Linked DNA regions of Homo sapiens: region 1 is linked to region 2. Evidence: chromatin loops called from intact Hi-C (ENCODE). Cell type or tissue: heart left ventricle. All regions are shown on one strand. Each heading gives the region's core, and the rest is flanking DNA. Links, peaks and the distances in the headings are about the cores only. Region 1 has its middle 170 kb from the start of CHRM2. Region 2 overlaps LOC349160 (a long non-coding RNA gene).

Region 1 (16,334 bases), core at 5,024-13,023, 390 kb after region 2:
AATAAGATATGTAGAAAACAGAATAAACATTTTGGAATGTTAATGCTGATATTAAGTGTTTCTGTTATCTACAAGAAAGTGGACTTTGTAGTAGTGAACCCTTGAGTGAGAACATTTGTCCCACTCAGTAGTACTGGACTGGAGCAGAGCTCCAGTCCTAAGGCAGAGCTACTCCTAGAGATCCAAAACACAATGTACATTATCTGCAGTCTGCTGGCTCGTTAGAAGAAAAGGAAAGTGCTGGCCACTCATGCCTTCTTTCTCCTTCCAATCAGTCACAGCATTTCGTCTTCCCTTGGACAGAGTGAATAATAGGTAGCAAAGGGCCAAGAGAATTATGCCAAAGTGTTTCTTTTCACATGGAGGTAATTATCAGGGGAAAAGAAGAAGCATTAGCACCCCAGTATTACCCAGGTTTTGTTATCTTAATTCATTGGCTTAACTATTAAAGTTATGGTCAGTTGAGATGTGCTACCTCCTTTCTGGGAAACGATTAGCTGTCCCTCGGAATAATCCTTCACGATGCCACTCTACATTTAACAACTGCTTGTCTGGCTTTCTTCTCGGATATGGGTCAGAAGAGTGCATTAATTAAATCATTTCCAAGGCCACTCTGTACTCAAGGCTGAAAAGTCACTCTTTATTCTATTTCCATTCTCAAATTACGTTTAGCCACTTTTTCAGAGGTCCTCGATGAGCTCAAATGACATCATAACTATGTTTTAATAATAAACTACATAAAGACACTGTAACAATAAAATTCCAGCAGCACAGAGATGCTTTAGATGCAAATATAAATCTCCTGCCATCATCAGATTCTCCTGGGGAAAAAAAAAACAAGAAAACAGAGCCAACTATCAAATCCCCTTGTAAGTCAAAGCCAAAAGGTCAAAAGATGGATAGATCCAAAATTATATTTCCCTTCTATGTTACTAGTTCCCAGAAATTTAAGTCTACCTCAACTTCTTATTTCAGCTCAATTTCAAAGCTTAGTTGTATTTGTCTAGGTGTTTGAATGTAATGGATAAAAGCACGGAGTCTAAATCAGATTTCCTGCATTTGAATCCTATGGAGATTACTTAATAGTTGTGTGACCATGGAGAAGTTTTTTAAGCTCTTTGTCTCTCAGATACCTAATCTGTAAAATGGAAATATTATTAGCCATCTCAAAAAGACAATGTGAGTTTTACCTAAAGTAATGTATGTTAACTCCTTAAAAGATTTCTTGGCATATAATTAACTCTCAATAAGGAATTAATTTACTTTCTTCAGTGGCTTCAGCCTGAACCACCTTTCCCAGAAATGGGTAGGACTCCTTTGAGTCCTTGGAAATTAAATTAATCAATACCAAGTTTCTGGGGTTGCTCATTTTTAAAATCCAATTCATTAACAGGACATCCTAGAGTATGACCACTCTGACTGCACACACACAAAATAATACAGCATCCTCAGAGCACAGAGCAGTTATCCCAGGCAAAATTATGTTCCCAGAAGTCAGTATTTGGAGATGTCAAAGATCATATTGCATTCTCAATGGTAACTGATTGAGAGAACATAAATAGAGAAAATCCTTATTTAGCCATGCCATCATTCAAGCAATTCAGAATCCATGACCTATGAATTTAAACTGCCCATCAAAATGTTAATTTGAGCATGTGCATTTTCAGTAAATGGTGGAGGGTGGAGGGGCTCCACACACACTGACCATCTTTTCTATGGAGCCACATTTGTGCAACAGCAGCCCTGCTTACCAAATATGTTAAACTTGGTTACTTTATTTTTCCAGAATCTTCACGTCTTAGTTTTCTTTCTTACTTTGAATTCCATGTGTCTATGTGTCTAGGGCAAAATAGAGAAAGAGACAGAGACAGAGAGACACTGGCTAATTGTGGCCAGCTACGCTTTCCAAACACACTAATTACCTCCACCTTTTTAAGTGCAAAGTTGTGAGGGGTGGAGTGAGATTCTGTTAACAGATCATGCTCCACACAGAAGAATACCCCAAGAATGGGGATGAATTCCATCATTTTTTTCTTTTATTTTCTTTCATAGAAGTTACATTTAGTTTTGTGGATTTTTAAATTTTTGGTTTGATTTTTCTTTCTCCAATTTGTCTTCTTATACTTACTAATATTCTTCCTCTTACTTTCATTGGGTTAATTCTGTTTTTCTTTTGGTGACTTTTGGATTGGACAATTAGCTCATTATTTTTACCCCAGATATATTTTCTGTCCCTATAATTTGCCTTTCCTAGAATGTCATCTAAATGGAACCAAACATCATATTGTCTTTAAATCTATATTCTTCATTTAACACAATGTATTTGAGATTCACCCATGCATGCATCAGCACTTGGTGTCTTTTTGTAACTGAGAAATATTTCATTATATGTAATTATCACAGGTATATATTTACCTGTTGATGGATATTTGGATTGCTTTTAAATTTTATTAATGATGAATAAAGGCATTATAAATATTTGCATACAAGATCAGAATTCAATATATTTATAGAAGAGACTTAATGGAACACAACGCAGCTACAAAAAAATAAATAAACAAATGATCCATTCACATTCACACATTCACCTGGTGGTAGAGCTTGTACAAAGCCCAATTTGGTATTAGGTAAAATGTGTAAGGTGTTGCAATGGATATGACCTCATCTCTCAGGATCTGCAGCAAAAGTGATCAATTCTTATTCAGTTTTCTGCCTTCCTCCCCTCTCCTTATCTATTTTATAACCCCAGGCTACTCATTAATATGGATGTTAAGGGTCTAATTGTATAATTCTTGTTATGGTATTAAACCAAAAAAAGTTTTTGCAAACATTTCTTGCTGGTTTTGCATTTTAAAGATTGTAAATCTAAATCCTGTTACAGTGCAATAACAAATGTTCATTTATATACATTGCAATACCACATTCATCTGCAATACAGTAATTTGTAACTCATCATTTAGGATGAGTTGGGCAGAAACTTACTAGTATTCTATTTGTGAAAAAAATACATCTCTGAGCAAATGAATGGTATTATACAAACTTTAGGAAATACAATTAACCACTTTAAGAGAAGAAATTACTTTCAATTAACATAAAGCATCTGCTTTCAATAGCTGACATGTTCATTACAAATCTTGTCTTTTCAATAAAGGAAGTCATGGATATTCACTAGGCAAACCTTTGTTAAAGTGGTTGAGACTTCATGGTAGCAGAATTTTATTTAATTAGAAATGTAAAAAATTAGACAATACAAATTCAGAACCCACTCCACTATTTCAATTAATTGAAGATAAATAGACAGTTTGGCTAAGATTTTGACAAATTATATTGCGAATTCAGCCAGCCTTACAAAATGAAAAGAGCAAAAGTAGTAATAAATACTTTGTAAATGTATTTAAAGAAGCAGGTTTCCAAAAAATAAAAATAAAATAAAAAATAAACAGATTAAATTAAGCCTAACCTAACCTTGTAAATTATAAAGGAAAGAACCTCGAGGTTCATCCAATTGCTTACTTCCTCTTCTCTTTCTCTTTTCTATGGAGGCAACTACTACTGTTGGTTCTTCAAATCTCCTTTTGTGTGCCAACTTCTTTAGGAAAACTTTCCTGACCCAAGGTCTCTGTAAGATACCATTATTCTGTTCTTCCAAAATACTTGCATAGTCTCTATTATAGCCCTTGTCCCATGGCAATGCGATAGTTGGTTTACATGTCTAGACATTATAGCCCTAAACCTCATACTGAGGTCATCAGACCTTAATCTGCTTACAGGTAGAAACCATGCCTTTCCTCTCTACATTCTGACCCAAGTACATAATCTGGCACAGAGTAGGCACCTGATAACATTGTGGGACATATAACCAGCTAGCATTTAAAGCCCTGGTCCCAGAAATAAACTTTAAATCTAGAAATATTTTATATATTGAACAAATATCTTATCAGCACAATTTTTATTATTCCTACATTTTATTTTACATTGTGGTCCTTCGGAGAGAGAGAGAGAGAGAACTAAAAAAGAACTTATACCCAAGAGTATTTTTTAAAAAACTTACAGTCATTTCATTTCAATGTCTTTGGTGTTTTCCTTAAACTTGGCTGAAAACTTTACAAACTTCAAACAATTAAGTAGTTCTAACCCATGGAGTCAGGAAAAGAAGATTATATATGAATAAAAAGTGAGAGAAGAAAGCCAATTAAGAATAGGTGAAAGGAGACAGAGATATGAACTATTCTTCAAGAAATTAAGAACAGTCAATATCAACATATTTTTATTAAGTACCTACTATAAATTATATATTAGATTTGATACCGAATGGAATTTGATGTGGTTCCTAAATCTAAAAAGTTAGAGCCCTGGCTTGAAAATAAAAGAGGAAAAGGATTTCATTTACACTAACATGATACTAAGGCCTAGAAATGGAAGAAAGCAACAGGAAATCCATTTGTGTGCCCATTTAACTCCTAGCTTAATAGATGACTACTGATAGAAAGATATAGCTACTATTCTTGCTCTACTATTTAATAGGTGTATAGTCTAAGTCAGGTCATTTAACCACCCCGACTTTCAGCAGCAATATCACTACGCAGAATGGTTGAAAAGTCTGACTATTGAGAATTATATAAAAATGCCTGGTACATGGTAGCCACTAATTTAACTTTTTATATAGTGCTGTTCTCTTTTATTCTGGATATTTCTAAGCTTTAAAAAGTTATTAGAAACACTCACAATTTTTAAGAATTTAAATATTCTTTTGTGTTCTCACGTAACGAAAACTAGTTTTGATGTGTCTGACCTATATCAGTAATGTCACGAAACAACAGAAGGAAGTGGAGGGAGTTGCCTTTCACTCAGAAAACTTGGACTGGAACAATGACTTCTCAAGGTCCAGCTCACCCCAGAGTATGTGACACTTGGTTTCATGGTGGTGGTAATAAATGGTTATGTTTCTTTTCGTTTCCATCATTATAATACCATAATTGGTACATCTGTGACATACAGGATTCCTGCTGTCCTGAAAGCAGTTACTGAAATAAAAATCTGGGCAATGTTTTTCCTAAACGTGTAATAGCTCTTCTCATTGCCTGCTTTGTTAAGGAGGCAGATAAGAAAAAACAGGAGGGAGGAAGTTCCTTGTTCTAAACTCTACAGACAGGGAACTATACAACCCTAATCCTCCAGAGAGAATGCTCTTCTACCTAATGTGGAATAGTGCCAAAGACCTATGGTTAAGTGGAGGAAGCGAGTCGAGATCCGAGTGGCTGCCCAAATCTAGGCTTTTTCTGAAGTCCACTTACATATATGTAAACATATACAAATGTACATAAACCCACAGGGATACCCTAACACACATGCCGATGAACTTACGGATACCCACATTTATTCAAAGACATCAATCGAATAGCTAAAGATCTGAGTATGTCAATAAGAAGCTTAGTAGGCAAGCAAGAGGGAGTAGAGGTGACACAAGTAGGTTATAGACGGAGAAAAGCAATGTGAGCAAAGGACACCAGTGTGCAGTATGTGTCAGTTCAGAATACAAGCACAACCAGGCCTAAGAGCCAGAGGGATCCCATCCTGTTTGGTGAGTGAAGCTTCTAAATTTATCTGTGCTATTTGGAGCCATCATATGCATTCATGTTTGGCCTTCCCCAGGTGCTGGCTGTCTGATACCAATGGAGACTTTTAATTTGAAAAGACTATATCTGGTGATTATTTTAAAAAAAATGAAATGAAATTTTTCTTTTTCACAGAAGATAATTCTTCTGTGCCTAATACCAAATGCTTCGTCTTTAAATGGCATTATCCTGAAAGCAATAATCACATTCATCTTCCAAGTGCTTCCCGTGCCTCTTGTTACTCCTTAGGCTTAAGGGCCACTTGACACCCTGTACCTGATGCCTCTGCAGATCTTGTCACTGAGATTTTAATGCCCATTTGAAATAAATCAGGAGTGATTATCATCCAGTGAAAAGTTCACTAGAACTCCATGTATGGTATTCTACCGTCCCACCACTGGAGAGAATTTCTCTAGTGAATTTTATGGAAAATATTCTCTAGTGAATATTTATGGAATTAAATGATTTGATCAAATTAAAGAATAAATGTTTAAAGTCAGTCAATATACATATGTACAAAAGGCAGGTTTTAAAATTGTACTCGATTTAAAAGAATTTTTCTTTTCGCAAAAAAAGAAGGCCTTTCCCATATAAACACATCCACCTACTCAAACACACACACACTCGTATACCCACAGGAGGTGATATTTAATCTAGGCAACCCAGAATATAAAGCTGTACTCTCCTCTGCAGAACATCATTCTGACAGCTCATATGTTGCTGGGGCTGTGTGGACTCCCTCCAAATCAGCATGCTTTCAGGGGTTTTCTTAAGGCAAATACAGTGGTCTGATAGCTCAGGGAGCTTTGCCAAGTGATCTGGTATCATGATAACTAATCATGCCTATGTGGAGAATTTTTCAACCAGGCTGTAAGTGTTAAAAAGAGGCAGAGTAGCTGAAGCAGCATGCTGAATTGTCCTTATCTCTGAGGTTGAGTTTATGTATCCCCAAGGCTCCGGTTGGTTCTCTGAGTTGGCAGAGAGAAGGCCAGGGGAGATTATGTTTTCCAACTGCTTCCTTTTCTCCTAGACTCTGAAGGGATTGTAGCAGTGATGCTTCCCCTGAATACACTTGATCCTTCTTGACACTGGCATCCACAGAATGCCTCTGGGAAAATAACATTTAATGAGTGTGAATTTGTTAGGTGAGGTGCTACTCACTTCACCTACAGCATATCATGGAGCTCTACAACTGTTCTAACGAATTGGCAGTCTGATATTGATTTTACATGCAAGCAAACTGAGGCTTAAGAATGGCTAAATAATAGACAAATCCAGATCTTGATAGTAAGTGGCAAGACCAGGATTCAAACTTGGTCAAGATGACCGGGAGTCGTCTTGGGAGTTCATCATACCAGGCTTTGACTATTACATTCATGTCAAATGCAATCTGAGTGCAGCCAAGGACAGCAAACTGCAGTGCGCTCCAGCCTGGGACCCATCTGAGGGCAAATCTGAGAAGAGCCAGTTTCCGTGTAAACACAGGGCATCAGTTTCCCTGACAGATGTCTGCCTTTATGAATCTTCCTTCCAAGGGTGCATCTCCACTGACAGGGATGTAGATTTTCATCAGGCAGGAAAAGTCATGGCATAATCTGAGGAGGTGTCTGTGTTCTGGCAAATCTCCTTTCTTGCCAAGTATAGTTTCAGAGGCTGGAGATGAAGGTGGGAATGTTCTCTCATTTCTGTTCCCAGGAAGATCGAGGGCCAACTTCCTGGCTTGCAAGCAAGGCGGCTTTTCTCTACAACCCCACTCCTGCCTCCACAAACCCCAGTCTGTCTGTTTAACACATATTTCTTTCTTCTAAGTGGTATAATTTAAGAAGAAAGCAAGTAGACAATTTCTGAAGTCAGAGAAGCACTTTCAGAATTAACACTACTTTAAATTTCCAATATTTTTAAAATAGTTCACCAAGAAACAACTGAGAAGCAACTGAGAAAAGGGCATTAGATACTACTTTTAACCATGTGTTCAGCAATGGTGATACTGAAAATCTTCAATGCTCTAGGTTTCACCCACTGGCATGGGAATGCTTGCTTAGTCCTGTGTCCAGAATTAGAGGTAAAATGTAGTCAAGGCTCCCACTTCCCTGGGCACAGTGGCCAGTGGTTTGGCTCTGCAAATGATAAAATCGGTGACCAGGGACACATGCTTTTCCCAGGTATGAGGATGAGTTTGAGGCAGACCACACATTTATTTGCATGGAACCTCCATATAATCAATAGCACAGTTGGCTAGGTAGCAGTAGGAGGGCTGTCAGGGTTGTTTTCTCTATACAGTTATCAGCTCTTATAAAACCTGTGAATTCTCCAATAATAACACCAGAAAAACCCTAATGAATAAAAACAGATAGAAAACACACTTCAAGAATGATATAAAAATAAATTAACACGCAAAATACCCACTTTTTTTCTTTAAATTTTCTCTTTTAAATTAAAGAATGAGTTGAAGATGCCAGAAGGGATCTTTGAGATAATCACTTCAGCCATCACAGGAAGAGGAAGGGGCATCAGCATATCCAAAACTGCGTCTCCTTATTATGAGTTGCCTTCTATATTGTACTAAGGATCTAATGACAAAATGCGTAGGAATATTTAACGCACCATCGCCATGTAGGCATTACTCTTTTTTCCACCTTTATTAAGGTATGGTGGACAAATAAATACTGTATAAGGTGTACATGTTTCAATATACATATACATTATCAAATGTTTACCACTATCAATCTAATTAAAATATTCATCACCTCACATAATTTATCTTTTTTATTTTTTGGAATTAGAGCACTTAAGATCACTTCTCTTAGCAAATTTCAACTATACAATACAGTATTATTAATTGGAGTCACCATGCTGTACATGAGATCTTAAGAACTTGTTCAATCTATATAACAATTTCATACTCTTTCACCAACATTTTCCATTTCCCTCACCCCATCTACCCTGACAAACATCTATGAGTTCAACATTTTTAGATTCCACATATAATTGACTTCATGATTTTTTGTGCCTGTATGTGTGTGTGTGTGTGTGTGTGTGTGTGTGTGTGATAAAATGCAGTATGTATGTCCATTTATCTGTTGCTGGATATTTTAGCTGATTATTGTGAATGATGCTGCAATTATAGTAGGAGTGTAGATATCCCTTCAAGATACTGATTTCATTTCCTTTGGATATATAACCATATATATATCCCAAAGTGGTATTGCTGGGTCTGGGTCACATGGTAATTCTTTTTTTTTTTTTGAGTAACTTTCCTACATTTTTCCATAATGGTTGTACCAATTTACATCCCCATCAACAGTGTATATGAGTTCCCCTTTTCTCCAAATCCTTGCCAGTACTTACCTTTGTCTTTGTGATAATGGCATTTTAACAGCTATGAGTTGATATTTCATTGTGGTTTTGATTTGCATTTCCCTGATGATTGCTGATGTTGAGCTTTTAAGAATATACATGTTGGCCATTTGTAAGTCTTCTTTTGAGAAATGTCTATGCAGGTCCTTTGTCCATTTTTTATTTAGCTATTTGTTTTCTTGCTACTGAGTTGTTTGAGTTCCTTATATATTTTGGATATTAAACCCTTATCTGATGTATGGCTTGCAAGTATTTTCTCCCATTCCATAAATGGTCTCTTTAGTTTGATCGCTTCATTTGCTGTGCAGATTTCCAGTTTGATTCAACCTCATTTGTCTATTTTTGCTTTTGTTGCCTGTGCTTTCAGAAACATATCCAAAAAATCTTTTCCCTGATCAATTTCATGAAGCTTTTCTCCTATGTTTTCTTTCAGTTGTTTTACAGCTTTAGGTTTCACATTTAGATCTTTAAGCCATTTTAAGTTGTTTGTATATTTTATGGGGCATGGGAGCATTAAGACAGGCCTATGGCCTGCTTATACTGAGATTGGCCTGGTTCCCGCATCTGCAGGGTTGGGCCTGGCTCTGAGTCCATGGGAGCTGGCCTGGAACCAGGGTCTACTGGGATGGGCATGTTGCGTGGGTCCATGGAGGCAAGCCTGGTGTTTGGGACCGAGGGGGCAGGTCTGGAGTATGGGCCTACAGGGCCAATTTTTGTGCTGGGGTGGGCCTGGAGCTTGAATCTATAAGAGTGGGCTTGAAATCCAGGCATGGTGGCTCATGCCTATAATCCCAGCACTTTGGGAGGCCAAGGAAGGCCGATCACCTGTGGTCAGGAGTTCAAGACCAGCCTGACCACCACAGAGAAACCCCATCTCTACTAAAAATACAAAAAATTAGGTGGGTGTGGTGCTGCATGCCTATAATCCCAGCTACTTGGGAGGCTGAGGTAGTAGAATTGCTTGAACCCGGGAGGCAGAGGTTGTGGTGAGCCGAGATCTCACCATTGCACTCTAGTCTGGGCAATAAGAGCAAAACTCCATCTCAAAAAAAAATAAAATAAATAAAAAAGAGTAGACTTGGAGCCTAGGTCCTCTGGGTCTTGGTCCATGAGGGCAGGCCTGGCACAAGTGTGGGCTTGGAGCCTGGATCTATAGGGGCAAGTATTACCTTTTTTCTTCTTCTTTTTGGAGGTAGGATCTTGCTCTGTCACCCAGCTGGATTTCAGTGGTGTTATCATAGCTCACTGCAGCCTCAAACTCCTGGGCTCAAATGATCCATCCACCTCGGCTTCCCTAAGTGCTGGGATTAAAGTTGTGAGCCACTGCATGTGGCCAAGTATTATCAATTTTTAATGCTGTCTTCACTGATAGGGTTCTTGGCATAACCATGATTAAGTAAGATGTGTCAAAGTTCATTTGGCCTTCTTATTTCACATCATAGCCAATACTTGAAAATTTAATCTCTAGAATTTTCAGAATATCACAGAAGCTTGAAGTAAATACTACGGACCAAATTAGAGAGTTATGTGAAGAAACTGAACACAGATTATCACAGAAATAAAAGGAATAATTTTATAGAGAAAGCAAGACAATAGCATCAAATTCGGAAGAGAGATGAGGATTGCAATTGAGATGAAACCAGTGGATTGATGAGAATAGTGCCAGATAATCTGAAGAGGAAGATGAATGCGGGAAACTGAGTACAGGGATTATGGGCTGAATAATAAAATATATTAGACTTAGTCTTAGGGATAACTCAATTAAACATTTTAAAATTATATTTGAGGGAATAGAGAGCACAGCCAAAGAAACAAATCAGCAAGACAGGCAGTGGTAGAACTAGGACTGGAGCCATGTTTGTTTTAGCACACATTTGTTGTGCAGTCACTTGAAAGTGGGTAGCAATTCAAGGACGAAGATATGCAGCCAGGTGATAAAGGTTTCTGGGCTCAGAAGAGAAGGACAAAGAGTGGAAGTAGTTGACTCTGGATATCTGTTGTTCAGTAAGAAAGCACAGCAGGAATGAATAAACGTAACTGAAGTGGCTAAGGATTGCTGAAGAGTTGTCTTTCTCTACTGAATTTTTTTTTTTGATAAATTATTTGACATCTTTGTGATACTCACTTAATAGAAGTTTTGGTTTTTTTTTTTTTTTTTCTGTTCCTAAACCAGCCTCTAATTCTTCAGACTTATCTGAAACTAAAAGCTTTCTTGAGATGACTAGATAGTATAATTGAGTGAGGGTGACGCCATGGCACAGCTTTATGGGCAACCATCCAGTGTTCTAGGGGATGAGATGACAGACCTGAAAGTGAAGTATTTTTGTCTATGAAAAAATTGCATTATGGTCTGGCAAATCAGTGACTAAGTCCCATCTTTGAAAGGTAGTCAGATTCCCAACTGTGAAGAGAAATAACAATGATGCTGGTGTCTCTGGTTTGTAACTGTAGGATCATATAACAAGGTGCATTTGTGTGTGTATTGTGGGATCTTTGCCCTCTTATGCCCACTCATACGTGGGTGAGAGTCATAGGTTAATTATAAAGTTTTTTATAAGTCACTTGATGTTAAAAATCTTATTAATTCCATTTACATAGGGCAGCATGACTGCAATCAGCTTTAGAACTACTAAGATCACAGATAGAGCTGTATTTGAACCCACTACTTTATGTTTCAGTTTTCTTATCTATAAAATGAAGATAATTATAATAATGTCTACCTCACAGTGTTTTGGGGAAAATAATATATATAAAGCACTAGCACAGGATGGGTTTATAATAAGCAATTTTGTTGTTATTGGAACACATGTTTGTGTTTTCTACTGCTGGTAAGAATGGAATAGAAAAGGAGACAAGGATAACTACCATTTATTAAGTACCCATTGTGAGCCATATGAATTATTATAGATTATCTCATTTAATCATCTCAATAGTACATGAGATAGGTATTATTATTCTTATATAACAGATTCAGAAAGTAAGGTTCAGAATGCCATATTTAACTTTCATAAAGTTACACAGCTTATAAGTGGCAGATACAAGATTGGAAACCAAATGTTTATCTATTTTGAATAAATTACATGAATTATTCTTCTCATTTGGAAATCAGTTTATGGGAATAAAAGCAGAAAGGTCATATGTTTCTATATTGATTTAACAAGGCTTCACTAAGCATCTATTTCAGTTGACAGAAACATTACCAAAAAGTCCCATAATCCATAGCTTGATCTCTGGTCTCTAGGTCTTCACAGTCTGAGGAATAAATATTATTATTTTTGCTGCCACAGAGAGACTTCTCCTTCCTCTAAAGGAGGGAATTACTTAAACAAGCCCAAGCAAATGGAAACTGTCACCTGCACAACCAAATCTGCCTGTCAGTCAGCCAGCCAGAGTCGGCCGCTGATTGCACAGCTGACATCTGTATCTCATATTAATCACAGTGTCCCAACTTGGCCAGAGACACACAGACTCAGACAAGGACGCAACAAATAATTCCAGCTCCTCTGTGGTTCTTTCAACTGTCTATCAGAAATGCATTAGCATGAGTATTACTAAACTGATGTATTTGGGAAGAAAAAGACCACCAGCAGAAGAGCCAAGAACAATCTTCTAATACATGTTAGATGCGGTCACCCTTCTTGTTTAAGGCATTGTTCTTAAAATTTCATACATGTCTGTACTGAAAAGTTGTGTATGTGCTGTAGTTGTGAAATATTGTCTCTTATTTCCTCAACTCATATAAAGAATTCCTTCTTTGTTTTTTGGAGTGCCTCAAGTAGGTATACCAAACTCTTGAATATGCTAATAGCATGGACAATCAAGTTGAAAATAGACTCTGCTTTGAACAAAAATGAACCATTTCTTAGAGTTCTCCTCATTTCATTTTTGATACTCTTGATTCCTAGACAGGACTTCTGTCCTGAGATATACCTTTACATCCTATTCCTGAATTTTTCTATTACATTCTAAGCATCCAGATCCTGTCTTCCTCCTCTGAGTGCTATCCTACCTGCTCTATTTAGCTCTAAGGTTTTCAAGCATGCATGACAGAATATAGTGAGGTATTAGTAAAAAGATTTTTTTAATAGAATAAGAAGGTCATTAATTTTTATAAATATTATATATGTGTATATATCTGTGTCAATCTATATTGTATGTGCATGTCTACTTATCTCTGTATTTGTCTCTTGGGAGAGAGAGATGGTACCATCACTTGGAATGTGGGCCATATAGTCACATCGCTACAGAAAGTGAAGCATCTTCAGGGAAGCTGACAAGCAACAACGAGCAGACATTGAGAGCGGTATGCTCACTTACTTGCTCTCACTGTATTGAGACACTGAAGTTTATGTATGTCTGTTTCAGTGGATTTACATATCATATCATCTAGCGGACTTTAATTCGCCCTTGTAAAATCAGAAGAGTGCTAAAAAAGTTTCTGTAAGGAATCTGTGGTTTGGCCATAATTTAATAATGCTAGAACAAATAAACAAGGGAATGGCTCAGCTGATACATCCCTGCAGCATCTCTGTCAACAACTGTAGAGACAAAAATAATTACTGCCAGTAGTATCCAATCAGACAGATATTAGGAAAATTAAGCATACATTCTACCCCTGTAAAGGAGAGATTTTAATTATAGTTAACAGAGTAACTGATTTTCAATAGACACTTGTACTATGCAGAGAATATTTTTAAAATTGGATATTCTGAAATGTCACCATAGATATGTGATTTTGTCGAATTTATGCTAATCAAATAAACCTCTATTTGGATACTTTAATAACTTAGAAGCAAAACACAAAACAAACTTAAAAACATTATTTTATGTCAAATGTAAAAATGTTGTATATACAGATTTGATTTATTTGTTTAAAATATCAAAGTTCAATTTATTTCTTCCAATTTACAGGATAAGTTATTGACATCAGAGAGGATAAAGAACAATAAATAATTTCAGTGTCTTACATAAATATATGAATACAGATATTCAGAAAGTACAGTGAAGATATAGAAGAACTGATCAGTTCTGTCACAGGAGCATGTGGTTGGAGGATTAAAACAAAATTTTCACATTCTTAAGTTGACTCCTTTTTTTTTTTTTTTTTGAGACGCAGTCTTGCTCTGTCGCCCAGGCCGGACTGCAGTGGGGCTATCTCGGCTCACTGTAAACTCCACCTTCTGGGTTCACGCCATTCTCCTGCCTCAGTCTCCCGAGTAGCTGGGACTTCAGGCGCCCGCCACCACGCCCAGCTAATTTTTTGTATTTTTAGTAGAGACGGGGTTTCACCATGTTAGCCAGGGTGGTCTCCATCTCCTGACCTCGTGATCCGCCTTCCTTGGCCTCCCAAAGTGCTGGGATTACAGGCGTGAGCCACCGCGCCCGGCCAAGTTGACTCTTTAAGGATGCATCAAGGAGATGACGGAGAAATTATTTCAGAGACAAAAATACCAGGTGATCAGCCTTTGAAACACACTGATGCATTCAATAGAGTAACTGCAAGAGTGAAGCTGACAAAGATTCTCTCCTTGACCAAACTCTACTCAGGCTTCCTGAATGTTTCAACTAGGCTTCAACTTTTAGACTCCCATGTTTTTGTCTGTGTTGTCTAATTTTGGCAAAAATTCTGCTAAGCCAATTCAACCAGAACACCCCACCCTTCATATCCCATCACCCTCAATACCTAATCAGGTTCCTCATCCTCCACCATCCCTCAGGGGATGTCTGATCCCCTTGGCCTGCCTTCAGCAAGAATCTTGTTAGATCAGTTTAGCCAGAATCTCCATTATGTTGTTGATGTTTTTGATGTTTTCTCTTAGTAATTTTTCATACTAGCCCCACAATGCTCCTGGGCTATAAATCCCCACTTGCTCACTTGTATTCTAAATTGAGCCCAGTCCTATACTCTTCTCCCCTATTGCAATAATCTTGAAAGAATTTTGTTTTTCACCACTTTAATGACCTTCCAGTTCTGGTTTTCTTTGACAAGCACTGCTGAAATGATGCTTCCTAGGTGTAGGCAATGGTTAGAGCTGAAGCTGGAGAATTAGATCGGTTAATCAATTTCACTGTTCTAAAGAATATGACCCCTCGGCCAGGCGCGGTGGCTCATGCCTGTAATCCCAGCACTTTGGGAGGCTGAGGCAGGCAAATCATGAGGTCAGGAGTTCAAGGCCAGCCTGGCCAACATGGTGAAACCCCTGTCTCTACTGAAAATACAAAAAATTAGCTGGGCATAGTGGTGGGCACCTGTATTCCCCACTACTTGGGAGGCTGAGGGAGGAGAATTGCTTGAACCCGGGAAGCAGAGGTTGAATTGAGCTGAGATTATGCCACAGCACTCCAGCCTGGGCGACAATGCGAGACTCTGTCTCAAAAAAAAAAAAAAAAAAAAAAAAAAGGAAAAAGAAAGAAAGAGAAAAGAATATGGCCCCTCAAGGTTTTAGGACACTGCCATGGTTAGGTTTACACTATGGAAAGACCACCCAGGCATAAAAATAGATAATTGTATAGGAGTAGCCAGTTAGTTTGCAAGAAGAAAGCCCAGTAAGAAGATACTTGAAATATGACAAGATAACAGATACTGAACTGCTGAAAAGAACTTGAAGCAATGGTGACAGAGATAAAGGGTGAAATGGAAAATAGCAAACAATTTTTGATGTAGCCCACACACTTGGCTGGGCCAAAGGAGAAAGGTTATGCTATGAAAGTTATGCACAAGAATCAGAGTCACTCAGTTTAGGCATCTACATTAAAGACGCAGGGGTCAAGGCATTTGGTTCTGGTTATATTATTCAAATACACTCTCAGAGATCACAGCTCATCTAATCACTCCTCAGAATTACTTTTTTCTGCTTTCCAAATATGAATGCTAAAATTCGTCCCATGATTACTGATAATATCATGATCTTTAAAGATATGGAAACAATGGCACTAGGCAACACAGAGTATTTCTAAACCTTGCTTGCAGGGAAATATGAAGATGTCTAAGCAATAGAACTGTTCTAAATACTTTTTGAATGATCATGTTTATGTAAAGACATTCCATGGTAAACAGTGGAAGCATATTCTGTAGTAACATTTCACCTTTGATAATAGTGGCATGTGCCAGGCTGTGAGTGACCAGGTGCTAATGTTGCATTGGTCCAATCTGTGCAGCATGAGCAGGCAACTGACTGTGACCCACGATAAAAAAATATTGTCAAAGGTTAGATTGTGTTGAAAGAATACCATAACTTTTATGGAATGAAGATCACTTGTTACAAATGGAAATTACTCAATATGTACAGGCTGGTAAAAAAAAAAAATGAAAATCTGAGGTATAACAGAAGCAAGTAGAAGATGTAGATTATCTGTTCAGAA
Region 2 (16,334 bases), core at 5,371-13,370:
CGTGGCAAGCCTTGTGGGATGGGTGTCCCTGGCTGTGCTCCACTGCAGCTGTTCCTGCACCAAAGTCTCTGTGCTCCACACAGGCTGGAGTCCTGTTCCTTCCACCTCTCTAGGCAGCTCTTCTTGTCAGCTCATACATCCATTGGGGTTACTGGGTCTCCTGCAGCTAGGATTCTGGAGGTCCATAGTGAGACTTGATCACTCCTTGCCTATTTAACTCATCACTTCTTCAGGAGCTGCTGGATTCCAGGAATGAGTCCTGGTGCAGGGTTCTCAGCTTCCTCCCCCTTTATCCCTCCCTCTGTCTACTCTTCCTTCTGAAGATCTGCTTGGAATGCCAGTCTTCTTGATGCTCTGGTCTCTCAGTGGGAGATGCTCTTCTTGGCTATGCCTAGTTGGCCATTGTGGCTCTTTTTACATGATTGTTTACAGAGAAGTCTCATGGAATATACAAAAGAAATCTACTACAACTAATAAGTTTAGCAAGGATACAGGATATAAATTTAATACAATAAAATCAATAGCATTTATACATAATGTCAAAAAAATTAGAAATTGAATATAAAATAACTTTCAAAATAACAGCAAATATATGACAAAAGAGCTAATCAAACAAAAGATATGAAAGACCTGTATACAGAACACTACAACACACTGCTGAGAGATATTAGGGAAGATCTTACAAAATGGAGAGATATACTGTGTTCATGAGTCAGAGGATTCAATTATTATTTACATATAAATTATCTCCACATTGATCTATAGACTCAGTACAATACCAACCAACAAATTAGCAGGCTTTTTTTTCTTTGGTAGACATTAACAAACATTCTAAAATTACATGGAAATGTAAAAGACCTAGAATATTTTTAAAAACTGAAAAATTAGAACCAATTGGAGGACTAACATTATGTGATTTAAAGACTTAAGCTTTAGTCAACAAGACCATGTGTTATTGGTGCAAATAGAAAAATGGAACAAAATAGAGAGCGAAGAAATATATGGAAGCACAAAGATGTCAAGATAACTCAGTAAAAAAGAATATTCTTTTCAACAAATGTTGCCAGAATAATTGGATACTCGTAAAAAATTAACTCTTATTTATACCACTTACTATATACAAAAATCAACTCAAATTGGATCATGGACCTACATGTAAAATCTAAAACAATAAAACGTATAAACAAAGAACAGGAAAAAAAACTTTATTTGAATTAGAAAACACTTTGTTAGACATAACTTCCAAAGCCCACCATGTAAAAGAGCAAATTTAGTGAACTTCATACAATATAAACACTGCTACCCTTCAAAGGACACTGTTAAGAGAATAAGAAGTACATTCACAAACTGGAAGAAAATATTTGCAATCATACAATTGATAATGGACTTTTATTCAAGATATAGAAAAAGTCCTCAAGACTCAAAAATAGACTTCCACTTTCAGGAAGATGGAGTAGGCATAATTTTCCCTATTCCTTGCATTATGTATAGCTAAAACCATAGACACACTTGTATAAAACAAGCATAATGATTCTGAAAGTTGGAGATAAATAGGCAACCCAGATAAAGACGTTGGAACCTGTGGAATTTCTTAGGTTTTCTTTTTACCTCCAGTAACCCTGACTGGTAGTAAAAAATGCCATTTCTCTGCCTCTCCGCTGTGTTTGTAAAGATCATGTGGTGAGGAGCCTGAACTTTCCACCTGCACCCAGCAGTAAAAGGCACTTCATTCTCCTTATCAGTGGGTGTCAGAGGAGACCTAGTGGATAGTGAATACTTATGCCCCACTCAGCAGTAACAAGCCACATTCCCCAAGAGGGGTCAGCAGAGACCATACGAGGAGGCTGGACTCTCACCCTATCTGGGAGTAATGAGGAGTTTTTCCCCTTCCCTGTAGGAGGGTTATCAGAGGAGGCCTAGTAGAGCATCAAGACTTTCAGTACTTCTCAGCAGTAATAAGGACATCACCATAGTTTAGGAGGAGGCCAGGTGGGAATAGTAATAAGGTATACCTTCCTAGGCAGATTGGTGTCAGTGGAAGTCTAGAGTGGAGCCTGAACTCCTACACCCACCCAGCAGTAACAAGGAGCCTCTCCCTCTTATATGCCAGCCTCCATTGGCACCTAAAGAGGAGGGGCTTCTTGTTACTGAGGAGAGAACTGGACTTCCATTCCTACCTGGAAGTAATGAGGTTGTGACCCCTTCCTTCAACTGTGGAAGCAATGTTACAGGAGCCATCCTGAAACAGAACATTTAATAAAACCAGAGTCTTACAACATCCTACCCAAAATGATGGTATTAATTGAAATTGTTTATTATTCCAAGAATCGGGACAATCTCTAATGAGAAAAGATAATCAACAGGTACCGACACTGAAATGACAGATGTTAGATTTGTCTAATGGGGATTTTAAAGCGCTGTCACAATAATATTTCAACAAGCAGTTATGAACATATTTGAGACAGATGAAGAAAAAAGAGAAAGTCTCAGCAAGAAACTAGAAGGTACATTTTTAAAAACTAAGTGGATATCTTATAACTAAAAATGTCTGAAATTAAAAACTGACCATACGCAGTGTTGGCAAGGAAGTAGTGAACTTGGAACTCCCACAGACTGCTTGTGGGAATATAAAATGATACAACCATTTTGCAAAATGATTTGTCAGTTTCTAAAAAAGTTAAACATACACCTACCATATGATCCAACGTTTCCCTTCCTATGTATTTACCAAGAGAAAAAGATTTGCACATGAATGTTCCTAGTGGCTTTACTTGTATCAGCCAATACTAGAAATAATGCAAATGCCCATCAACATGTGAATGGATAAACAGACAGTCCTAGTCCGTACGGTGCAATAGTACTCAGAAATAAAAATGAACTATTGCTATACATTATAACATAATAAAAACGTAAGGTGATTATGTAAAGTGCAAGAAGCTATACAAAGATCAATACATACTGTAGGTTTTTATTTATATAAAGTTTAGAAAATGCCACTTAATGTACAATGGCAGAAAGCAGATCAAGGGTTATCTGCTTTGGAGGGATGGTGTAATTACCAAGTGGTACAAGGAAACTTGTGCAGATGATGGATAGATTCAGTATCTTAATTGTGGTGATGATTTCACGGATGTATACCTATACCAAAACATCAAATTATACACCTTAAATACGTGTAGCTTATTATATGTCTATTATACCTCAATAAAGCTGTTGATTTTCAAAAAATTATGTCTATTAAAATCCCTAATTTTAAAAAATTTTAATTTGATGATATAAATTTCTGTTTTCTTCATACAGCTTTAATAAAATGTCTCAAGAAACTTTAATATAGAATTATTCTGTTTTTTAGACTTCTGTGTTCCAATCAAGGACAGGTAATTTCTTTTCATTCTGGGAATTATTTTTCATTTCTACTCTAAGGCTCCACTTAGATGTAACACTTTTGATTTATAACCATAAAAAAAGTTCCTTAAAAAAAGTCATTGAAAAAGAATATCATCTTTGATCTTGAAATTTTATTTTTGTACATATTAAAAACTATTATGGCCATAATGAAAAAACTTTTTTTTAAAAAAATCTTAGTTTGAGAAGGGAAAAAAGGGGTCTCTGATCTTTAAAATTAGAGGAATCCACATTGGTGCAAACACAGCAAAAACAAACACAGAGTCTGTTTATGAATGGAAGGACAAAATACTAATGACTTCTCACTCCCAAATTTCAAAAGTATCAGAAACATCAAGCTAACACAGAGACTACATTTTTACAAACTCAAATTCCTAATATCTGTCACCTGACAGAGACCAAACCCCTGTTGTCTGCAGAAATCTCTAGATAATCAAACTAAAAAATCAAAGGACAGATTACTTCACTTTTGCAATATGTAAGAACAAAAATCAGCTATGCACAAATCATCATTATAACCAGAAACAAACATTAACTGAAAGTATCTATTTAGCATGTTGGAGTTGAAGTATTGAATTCCTACTACAAATGAGACTTACCAGAGGAACTAAGATAAATTGATTCTCTCAAAGTGTACAATTTAGACTTTAGAGTACACAATTTTATTGGCTACAATTGTAGAACTCAGTCCAATAATGATTCAGTGACAACTCTAGAAATGAATTATCAAAAGGCAATTCAGAAATATTGAGTTAGTTGTACCATGGTAATAATTTATCTACATTTATGAAGAAGATTTAGCTGCTGTCAATAAACAAAGACAAAAACAGACTACTAAGAGAAAGTGGAAAGAGGGGAGAGAAAGTTTGGAACAGTGAATTTTGTTGTTATAAATTTGTAGCTAGGAAAAAAGCCAGCTGTGGTAGGGTATCTTGAAGGTCGAAAGGAAGCAATTTTGTTTCTTCATGAATTCTTCAGAAAAGCTTGAGGGTTTATCTGGCATACACAGAAGATGGGCAAAGATACATTTGTATCTCTATCTTGAGTGGTTGGAAGATGAGAACCATTTTTTTTCTACTAAATTTTAATTACTTAATGAAAAGTAGGACAGAATTGTCAGCTGAAAGTTGGGTTATCAGGTGAATGCTATGAGTGCAGCATGGTAAGATATTTGAAGAAATTTGGTTAGAAAAAGGAAGGCATGTAATGATCATCTTACAAAGCTGAAAAGCAGGCTAACTTCAGAAATATGGTAGGATTCAAGAAAATTTCCAAATGAAGAAAAGTATTTTTTTAAAAATCCAATCCAAGTAACATTTTTTAACCCCTAATTTGACTATGAAATCTGTATTTCCCCCAAGTTAGGTTAAATTCAGAAGTCATTTTTTTTAAATCCCAAATATGTATATTATGCAATTTTCACTATTCAGGATGTTTTATTTCACATGGTACCAATTTCCTCTTAGGCTTTATCCCTTCATCTCATAAAGCCTTTTTTGTGTGGTCCTTATTCTGTTGTCCTCCTACTTTTAGTGTCTGTGGTCATCCTGGGTATTTCTCCCTCACCCTCCTTTATATTGATCTTTTTATTTATCTTTATTTTATTTATTACTATTATTATTATTTTGAGACAAATTCTCACTCTGTTGCCCAGGCTGGAGTGCAGTGGTGTGATCTTGGCTCACTGCAATCTCCCACTCCAGAGTTCAAGCAATGCCTCAGCCTCCTGAGTAGCTGGGATTACAGGCATGTGCCACCATGGCTGGCTAATTTTTGTATTTTTAGTAGAGATGTGGTTTCGCCATGTTTCCCAGGCTGGTTTCAAACTCCTGATTTCAAGTGATCTGCCGGCCTTGACCTCCCAAATTGCTGGAATTACAGGTGTAATCCACTGTACTCAGCCATATTGACCCTTTTAAATAAATATTATATAATAGTGTCATGACAGCAGATAAGTAGCAACATATATGATCTACAGTTGCACTTGATGCTGTACACTGACCCACTCTGGCCTAGAACAATAGAGGGATGCAAATTCCAGGTAACATAATTCCAACTTAGGTTAGTTGACGGTACAAAACTACCATAGACATTCAAAGAGACACAATAAAAACAAAAATCATTAGATTCATGAAACAAAAACACAATGAAAAGAAAAGAATATTGAAATAAATCTTTATATTAAGTCTTCAAAATTGTTGTGTACTGTACTTATACTTAACAGTATACCTGAATTTGGCCTAATCACATTTCAATGCTCAGTAGCCACGTATGGCTAGTGGGAACCATAATAGCCCACAAAAGTATTTTTTTAAAGATTTTAGACAAAAATCTTATGGCAGATTTTTATAATTCAATGGAATATTTATATATTTTAGATGTAAAACTCTTCAACAGAATGCAACAAAAAGACAAAGTAAAGAAAAATAAGGGCAAAAATAAGACATTTATAGAATCTAGGTAAGATATCCAAACAATAGAACTTCAAGGGAAAAAAGAAAGAAAATTGACAGAGGACATTCTTTGGTCTTCAGAGAAAAGAGCCACTGAATACATACTGACTACATTGATGTTCAAAGCTTTAATTCCTGTGCAGACACAGGGAGATTTGAGTATAAGAAATTTGAGAAATTATAGAAATGCAGCATATATTCTCATTGAGTGTAACCTCATAAAAGTTATGAGTCCTAACTTTTGTCAGCTTCTTCCTTGACCTGGAAGATATACTCATCTAGTATGAATACTTCCCTTCAAGAATGCAGGCTGCATAATAGTTAATTACAATGTTGGAGTCATGATATGTGTGGTAGCAGCGATTAAACTCAGAAATAGAGAAAACCACAGACATGCGGAGTCATTTGCGTAAATCCATTAGGCCCCTTTGCTCTGGACCACTTATGAACCACTGCCCTGCACTAGTCTCAGCAACTGTTAGGATTCCTCCCACCTGCTACATTCCATGCATTTCACAGCAAGCACCTAGTTTTGGTTCCAGTGTTCTTAAAGTATACTCATTGTAGGTGGTATTTTTCCAGGTTAACTTCACAATCTGTATCCTCCTGCAGGCTCCTTACAGCCCTACCACTATGCCAGTGAAGCAAGCCTCTCTCAGTTCTCAGAGCATGTGAGGACAGGTTCACTTCAGGAACTGACCCCTTGACTCATTATTAGGATTTTATGTGACCTCTTGGTACTGAGAGTTACCTGTCAGAATTTAGGATATGTAACTCATCAATTCCATGTCAGAATTCTTATAGTTTGTCATATATGTTAATGACTACTAAATACTGGTCTGTTGGTCAGTGAAGAAGATATCAAGGCTTTCAAGGGAAATTGAAACAATAAGGATATTTAATTCATTTTTTATAAAACTAAGTTTATAATTTTAAACTTATAAATTTAAGTTTAATACTTTAAAAATTCTGAAATAATACTGATATGGTTTGGATGTGTCCCCACCCAAATCTCATCTTGAATTTTAGTTCCCATAATTCCCACATGTGGTGAAAGGGACCCAGTGGGAAGTAACTGAATCATGGGGGTGGCTTCCCCAATTAGTCTCTTGAGAGTAAGTTTTCACAAGAGCTGATGGTTTATAAGGGGCTTCCCCTTTTGCTCTGCTCTCATTCTTCACCTTCCTGCCACCATATGAAGAAGGACATGTTTGCTTTCCCCCTCTGCCATGATTGTAAGTTTCCTGAGGCCTCCCCAGCCCTGCAGAACTGTGAGTCAATTAAACCTCTTTCCTTTATAATTTACCCAGTCTCAGGCAGTTCTTTATAGCAGCATGAGAATTGACTAATACAAATACCATTCCCAATCTTGTTGTAAAATTATCCTTCATTTTATGAAATGATAGAAGTGGTAATTGGCTGTTTTATTTTAAATTACCTTATTTGGCCATATAAAAGTTTGACTGCCAAGGAAAAAAAATTAGCCACTGTATATTGTTCTTCAAATATTGAATTGAAAATCCTAGTGATGTTTGATCTAACTCACCATGACAGGAATAGCCATCTCTCTTATACCATGCAAAGATGACTATTTATTTTCAAAATTACATTCATTCTAAATGTAAATCAAAATCTGAAATGTAATTGATTGGAAAAGTATATGTAAAACAACCAGGATTTTGATAGAACTTCTCACTTTTAGCTTAAAAAAATCTTTAAACATTTTTATCTTAATTAACAGGTTATATTTTGTCTCAAGGGTTACATGCCTGAAAGGTAAGGATAGCCACACAGGAATTCAGCTGTTAAGATCTAGCTCTGCTCTTCATTGGCCTTATTTCATGACAATCTTTCCAATACTAAAGCAGAAACAATGACATGGGATTCTTTTCAGTGTTCTTGAATATACCAATATCTGTCCCACTCTAGGGTCTTCACAATTTTCAAAATTGTACTCACCCTTTTAAGGAGTTTGCCTGCTTCATGGTAGTCACAAATATTTCTTAAATGAATAAATTAATTTGTGGTATATGTCAATATAAAAGGGTGGCAACTGATAAGAGGAAAAGTAAGAATTGCATTTCAACAGTGTAAAATAGCACGAGATAAAACATAGAATTCTTTTTCTGTGTAAATAAGCATACAAGGTATTATTCATTCTTGACTAATATAGCTATTACTATATTTAGGTAATTGGGAGATATCCCAGCAGATGGACTATTTCCTCCATATTTACATATTCTGCCCAGAACCCTTTTAGCTTGTTAGAATTTCTTTTAAGAATTCCAGTTTTCCAGCAGTGATTTTCCAAGCCCACAGTTTCTACTCACACACGTTATAAATACTTTTAATGCCAAGTTCCAACTCCAGAGCTGGATGACAATTTTACATCTCTAATTCTGAGTCAGATGGAGGCATTTCACACGCCTGTGTGGCAGCAGTGGGTGTCCAAGCTGTTTAGCTTGCTGATCCTTCAGCATTTATTTTCTTATGGAAATTTTGAAAAGCATAAAAAATGCTGAAAAAGCTAACCTTTAGGTCTAGCATGGTGATTTATAATCCCATATCTGACAATCATTCATAGGAAAGATTATGGTATGAATTGCTAGAGGCTTTAAAGAGACCCAAAACTTGATGAGTCCGTCAAGCTTTTTCCTGGTTTCATGATGAGAAAGACAAGAGGGCGTGTTTCCAGGAGAAATTTCACAGCACCCCTAAAGAGCCGATGCTTTAATTAGAACAATATTTCAAGTGTCAGTGGATAAGACTACTAAATAAAACTGGGGGATAAGCTGATGGAGGTGAGAAAGTCCTTGAAGGCCCTTTAAGCTCTCTGGAGAATAGAGCAATGTGTAATATACATCCTAGAAGAGAACAATAATTAAATATGATTTATGCCTCCAGATCTCAGTATAATCAAATGTCCTCTTATTTTTCTCACTAGTGGACTTATGTTTTGTTTTCAATGATTATGTTTATGATGCATTAAATTTCTTTACAGACAATGAAATGTTTAGCTTCTCTTTTTCACATTACCACTGTCTGTACTGTATTTTATGCTGAATTTAGATCTAGTCTATAGGCATGGTAGAAATATGCTGTTTGCTCTATCTGGGATACCCTTTCCTTCTTCCTCACTGCTGTTTCAGAAGAGTAAGTCTTGTATCTTCTTTGGGACTTGGCTGAAATTTCCTTCACGAAATCCTTTTATAATCCAAGAATACTGGAATTGCTGTCCTGCCTCAAAATACTTTTACCCCTCTGTTTCTTCATGTCCTACCACTTATGCATTGTGCCTCTCTATTTGTTCCTGGGTTTATGCCAGGAAGCAATAAACCTCTATATTGTTGTAGTTCAAAACTTGGACTCCCGAATCACAATATACCTGCACTGCTAACTTTGCAGCTAACTAGCTTTGTAGCCTTGGGAAAGTTATTTAGTGTCTCTGGGAATTAATTTTTTATATGTGAAATGGAAATGATCCCAGGTAGTTTCATAGGGCTGCCATGATGATAGTATGAGGTAATGCATATAAAGAACTTAGCATGGTGCCTGGCTGAGTAAACTGTCCAAAATTGTTTTCATTATTTTTAATATTATTGTTTTCTGTGATGACAAGAAATTGTGGTTCATAGTAGAGACTGAAGAATATTTAATCAATAATTAAGAAACATTTCTTGTTTCTCTGTCTATTCAGGAATCAAGAAAGTTATTTTATTTATTTTTTAAGGCGGTTACTTTAAATTTAAAACTAAACTATTAATAAACTAAAAGTGTCAAAACAAAACTCTTCTGTTCTGCCCCTCATAAATGGGAGAGCAAAATAGATAGTATCTTTAGAGAGGGAAGATACTGGAGCCAGATAGATGTATTTTGGGTTAAACTCAATGTAACAAAGACCATTTTCAGTAGGAAGTTGTAACAAAAGACTTTGATAGCAGAGGTCAGTTTTTATGTCATTACGCAGTATCTGTCTTTGGTTTGAATTACTGGTGCTTTCTAAAATATTACATATACCCACATTCAAATATGCAAATAACATTTTAAATTATTTGATATTTTAGATTTTTCATGTTGTGTTTTTGTTGCATGAGTAAATCATCTCTCCCTACTATGAGAATCTGCCTGTCTACGATAGGCAGGAAATCCAGTAAGTTCAGAGAGTCATTACCTTAGAGGATGTTTGTATTTGGTTGGTGCAAAAATAATCGTGGTTTTGCCATTAAAAGTAATGGCAAAATCCGGCCAGGAGTGGTGGCTCATGCCTGTAATCCCAGCACTTTGGGAGGCCGAGGCAGGTGGATCACCTTAGGTCAGGAGTTCAAGACCAGCCTGACAACATGGAATTAACCCTATCTCTACTAAAAATAAAAAATTAGCCAGGCGTGGTGGCTCATGCCTGTAATCCCAGCTACTCGGGAGGCTGAGGCAGGAGAATTGCTTGAACCTGGGAGGTGGAGTTTGTGGTGAGCCGAGATCACGCCATTGCACTCCAGTCTGGGCAATAAGAGAAAAACTCTGTCTCAGAAAAAAAAAAAAAAAAAAGGATGGCAAAATCCACAATTACTTTTCCACAAATTGAACAATCACTGATTGATCTCCCAGTTTAGATACTAATGTGCAACTGTCATACCTATTTGAAAGGAAAAGCGTTAACCAGCAAAACAGAAACAAAAGGAAGATAAGATTTCTTATAGTCGTCTTCTTTGTTGTTAGTATTTTAGGTTTCCTGTTGGGGATTACTTAAGTGTCAAGTTCACCACCTGGCTTTCAAAGTCAAGAGGATAATGAAAATTATTATGCCTTGCATTTACATACTGTTCTGCAATTTATAAAATGCTTTCACAGCAACCAGTTCATTATTCCTTGTACTTGCCATTCTGGATGAAGACAAATCAGCAGAGAGCTGTGAACCTTGTGTGGATTATTGAATCTTCCAGGATGGCTTTGAATGTATCACAATATGGCATAGTTGGGCTCTGAAAATGTTACTAAGTTGTTGAGAAGGATATGTTGTTCACTGTAATAGACAGTGTTCTATTTTGGAAGACTCACAAAATAAACTTCCTACTACCATAATCTAGGGAATACCTGTCCATCTCTTGAGCAATTTAATCATATGGACATTGGCACTATGGAACTGATTTGAAATCTTCATATATTGACTGATAAAATGATCAAATCTGATTTTGCCAAAAAGCAAGAACAAGGACGCAAGACTTACATTAGCCTCATTCTTGGCTACCTTAAATGGCTCTGTGCTTTTTTCTTCTTTATCTATTTCAAATTTATGGTACCTTGCCATATTTATGTGTCACTGTAAACTACTTCAAGTCCTTTTTTTAAATGAAGAAAGGCATACATTATTAAAGTGTTTTGCATGTAATATTCTATTTGAATCTCACATGAGCCCTCTATAAAAGGCATATTACTAACCCAATTTTAACTATCCACCCATATTTCTCACTCTTTTCCCCAAAAACAGTTAGACATTTTCTGCAAAGTTTGAGGCTGGCAAAGATCTATGATTGGGATTCTGTGCTCTGTAATCCTGGATCCTGCTTTGTGTAATAGATCCCAAGTGCAGGCTTATGCAAGCAGACAGCCTGGAATCCATGCCAGCACTGTGTCTCTCCAGCACTGATTAATTTCTGTGCCTAAAAGCCATGTGTTCATCGTGGATGATAAGCTTGTTGCACAAACATAAGCTAACCACATTGAGTAAGTTTGGCATTAGTTCTGCATGAACCCCAGGGAGAAGGGTATTAACCAAAAGGAATAAAAAAATTCCTGCCAATTTAGGCATGAATGAAATGTTTTAAGGCATCTGTAGACTTTTACATACTAATAAGAAAAAAAACATATGTTTTATAAAGCTGATTTGCAATTCATTTAACCAAACAGGTTGCACTGAGGAATTCCAGGTTCTAGACTTTGAAAGTGGTCTAGACATGTCCTTAGCAATGGAGGCACATGAATACAAATAAATATAAAATCACTAATAATCAAAACATGCCATCTATCGTACTAACTTTGATGGAAATACTTATATACAAAGAAAGTCATGACACTATTTTGTGGTGTACCAAAATATGATTTCTATGCATGTAATCATAGAAGCTTGCAATTTCCAGATCAGTCTTCTTTTCCTCCTCCTCCTCCTCCATAAAAAAAAAGGCAAGCAAAGAATAAAGAAAAGGAAAGAAAAAGGGGAAAATAAAATCTGTGAAGGAGCACAACCGCATGAATAATGCCATCATAGATTGGATCACCTTGAGAATCATGCTCTGTTTTCGTTTTCCCTTTTGTGTTAACATAGAAACAAAGTTCCACCTTTACATTGTTCTAAAAGAATTTTTTCATATTTATGGGAGAGAAAGGTGAAGGGAGGCCATGTGTATGTGGTCCAATTAGAAACATAGGCTTTTAGAGCTGGCAGGAAACCTGGGGATCATGTACTGGATTCTCCCACCTGGTGCAGGAAGTCTTTCTGCTGCATCTCTGACAGATGGTCAGCGAGCCTTTGCTGGGAAACCCCAGCCGTGAGAAACTTAGCACACGCCCACTGCCACCACCACTGTGGGGAAGAAGGCTTGTTCAACCCTACAGCCATCCTTGCTAACTTCTTTTTTTTGTGTTCTTGTTTTTTGGAGCATTAAAAGACAGCACTTCCTTTCTACTATATGACAACCCTTCAAATCAATGAAAGAGCTGTTATGATTGTCCTACTATGATCCTAAGTTAAACCCATGAGTTTTCCTCATCTGCTCAACATGTGGTATTGCCTTCAGAATCTTCACTAGTCTGGTCACTCTACTGTTGATAGAATCAACCTGTTCGTGATTGTCCTAAAATGTGATTACCCAGGGAGGGATCACTTAGTTTGGGCTGCAGTGGGACTATGAATCCTGTGTTGAAATTACAAACTACTTTTATTGGCCTGGCCTAAGATTGCATTGCTTTTTAACGGCTGCATCAACATTATTTGCTTTTTGTAAGGATTAGAGTTACATAAACTCTCTAAATATCTAAATTTTTCCATTTAACATGATTTTAGCCCATAATAGTTTTTTTAACCACATACTTAATGGTAAGATCATAGGCTAAGTTTAACCACATACTTAATGGTACGATTATATGCTAAATCTAATAAAATTAATCAGAATTTATAAATGTATATCAGAATTTGTGAATTTATCAGAATTCACAAATTCTGATGAATTTATCAGTTTAACAAATTTGGATATGTGGCTCATGCCTATAGTCCCAGTACTTTGGGAGGTCTAGGTGGGGGGATCACTTAATCCCAGAAGTTTGAGTCCAGCCTGGTCAACATAGTGAGACCCCCATCTCTACAAAAAATGTAAAAAAGAAAAACTTGGTCAGGTGTGGTGGCTTATGCCTGTAATCTCAGCTACTCAGGAGACTGAGGCAGGAGAATCACTTGAGCCTAGGAAGCAGAGGTTGCGGTGTGCCGCGATGGTGCCATTGCACTCCAGTCTGGGCCACAGAGTGAGACCCTGTCTCGAAACAAAACAAAAAACAAAACAAAGAAAAGAAAAGCATATTTTGTCGTGGTGGCACACACCTGTAATCCCAGTTGCTCTGGAGGCTAAAGTGAGATGATTTCTAGAGCCTGGGAAGTTGAGGCTGCAGTGAGCCATAATCTTGCCACTGCACTCTAGCCTGGGCAGCAGAAAGACCCTGTTTCAAAACAAAAATTCAGAATTGCATGTAAACCAACTCCCTCCAAAATTCTTGATTTTTGTGCTACAGATACATTATCCAAACTTTCTTGTAGGTAAGTCTTATTTTGAATCATCTTTGTATGTAACCTAAATATTTTTTTCTTTTTCTTAAGACAGGGTGTTGCTCTGTCACCTATGCTGGAGTGCAGTGGCAAGATCACAGCTCACTGTAGCCTCAACCTCCTGGGTTCAAGTGATCCTCCAGCCTCAGCCTCCTGAGTATCTGGGGCTACAGACCTAAATATTTCTATGTAACTGGAGAATCTGGAACTGGTACCTTACTCACATGTGGTAGGAATAGTCATGTCTGACTATATTATGTGTGTAACCAGGATATTGAGCAAGGATACTAATATGAAAAAGTATTCTTTATATTTTTCCTCTTTTTTTTTAAACTTATTTTAACGAATACTTTTTTTCTATCCTTAACAACCCACTGGCAGCTTCTGTGGCTTTTCCTGCCAGTTTCAATTAATGTAAATTCAGTTTAAAACACCTTTCACACTCCCACTTAAATGTCATCTTCCTTTCTCCCACTAGTACCAGGTAGGCCTTGGCTTGAGATACTTGGAGTGGGCAGGATGCTCTTTCACTCTCCTTCAATCCCTGGGAGGGGAAAGGGCAGGAAGGCAGGGCTCAAGGAGGTTTGCTCTGTCTTGGAACCCAGATTATCTTCCTATATCAATGTATAACTCCTCTAGTGTTGAGGGTTGTGATTGGCAAGAGTGGAGAAGTGATGCCACTTGCATGATTTCTCATAGTTCCCATCCCTCTGCCTGACACTGAGTGCCACTTCATGGTCTTAGGAAGCAAGTGTCAACATGCTGAAACTTGCATGGAACGCTGCACAGTTCTCTCACATCCTGTGGGAGATCTCTATCTGGCTGAACCTATAGCACCATTTCTTCCTCATAGATCTCAACACTGGCAGAATGTCCCAGGCCCTCTTAGCAACTGGCAATTGAGTCGTGTAGTCTTGCACTTGTAGTCTTGACAAGTGATATTTTTGAAATCTCTTTTCTTTGGTTTGGGGAAGGGAAAAGACCCCTCCATTTCCTTATTTGAAAGGAAGAGAATTAATGTCTTAGCACAAGCACTGGACATGTCCTAAGGACTGTGATCTCATGGTTCTCTCTTTTGCTTCTCACATGTTGTCTACATGTAGAGTGAAGGCAATTGATGGGGGTAATGGAGGTTCTTCTAATTCTTAGTGGGGTATGTATGTGTGTGTGTGTGCGCATGCACACATGTAGAGTGGTCTTCTTTAATAATAAGAGTTTCTGTTGAGGTTGTAGGGAATGCCTCTTGATCTTCATCTGTTCAGGGGAATAGAAACAGGAAAACAAGAGTCAACCAAATCTGCCTGGTTTCCTTTTTCAGTTTGGATGGATCATAAGACTCTCTTATTGTACTTTGTTAAGAAACATATATTTCCAGTGATTCTGATTTCATGGTTTTGGGTGGGTCCTAGGAATATATACAGACTCTTGATTGCACTCTCAACATCATATTGGTTGTGGGGTAATCTGAGGAACTGTCTTAAGACCAACGATTTCCACTCTACATCTTAGGGCTCTTGTTAGATGCAGGGCTGCTCTACTGCCTTCAATCTCCTTTGCTACATTCTGAGAATCCAGACAAATACATTTTTTGCTGTAGAAGCCCCTCAATCTTTCTTGGAGTACTGTTAGCGTCCCACTCGTATCTCTCTTCTTGGACTCCTGGAGGAACAGGGCTAGTTTCACAGGTTGAGATACCTTGAGGGCAGTTAATGTTGAAAGCCTGTTCAGCTGCTTGCTCTTTTGGTGAGACCAAATTGAAAGATTAAAGTCAGGTGAGCAGTAATAACAACAATGGCAATAAGAAATTAATAAAAGTATTAATAATGAAAATGTATTACGAATGAAAATTTGTAAATAATGAAAACTTCAGTGCTGTCCAACCTCTTTCACCATGACGGCCCCTCACTCTCTCCATATATATGTACATCTCAAATATATGTAGGATTAAATAGATGCTTATTGTGAGCATTCATATAGAAGAGAGTTTTCCTGTTCTAATTCAATTAATGAAGGCATCTAGAATATTGATATTAATATTAATATTCATGGATCCATACCCCAAATCTTATTATTCCTGCTTTTACTAGCAGCTTTTTCTTCTCTTTGAAGTCTTTTTACAGGAAGACACATGCTTTGATAAGAGTGGCAATGAGTAATTTTATTAATCGTAAATTATCAAGTAGACTTATCAAGCATAAAACCAGGAGTGGGATGGGGTGTTAGGGTAAAAACAGGTTTGACAGTATAAACTTACGAACTTATTGTCATCTACTTTGTATAAATACTTCACTTTTAAAGCTTATTCTTTGGGAAGTAAAAAGATGTCACAGCATACCAAATACTTGGCTGAGAGAAGAGTAAGTCAAAGAGAAACATACATAAGTCAGGGAAGAAAATTGTATTTTGAACCAGGAATGCACAGTCTTATAGAGTGTAACTATATTTAGCAACACCTTGAAGGGCACTTCTTGGTTTCATCTGATCTGTTTTGTGTAGGGTTAGGCTCTCAACAAGTCAGACATTTGGGTAGAACTGTTTTTTTCCTAACTCTTCAATTATATAGTTGGTATATCATGAACTTCTTTTTGATCCTTTATGTTTGTTTAAAACACTACTAGATCTGAACCTTTGTGTAGGGTTTGGCTTTTTGCAAATGGATCTTTTCA

What was found. Hi-C counts contacts between places; a loop is a spot of excess contacts. Peaks named below come from ENCODE experiments on the same cell type or tissue, not always from the same donor. Only the 100,000 strongest peaks of a DNase experiment are listed, where the experiment ranks them.
Region 1: a loop joins it to region 2, with 2.7 times the contacts of the local background. A loop is called at or near these places in 2 of 110 quality-filtered maps.

What each region holds. Positions count from the first base shown.
Region 1 is chr7:136,688,450-136,704,783 of GRCh38, reverse strand. No RefSeq gene overlaps it. Among named protein-coding and RNA genes, the nearest start is that of CHRM2, 170 kb to the left of the region's middle. In heart left ventricle, for the core only: no CTCF peak of the experiment used is centred there; no DNase peak of the experiment used is centred there.
Region 2 is chr7:137,077,077-137,093,410 of GRCh38, reverse strand. The region is part of intron 1 of LOC349160 (a long non-coding RNA gene); the gene reads left to right. Among named protein-coding and RNA genes, the nearest start is that of MIR490, 180 kb to the right of the region's middle. RefSeq lists an enhancer at 1-60 and a silencer at 12,245-12,437. In heart left ventricle, for the core only: no CTCF peak of the experiment used is centred there; no DNase peak of the experiment used is centred there; H3K27ac peaks cover 4,581 bases.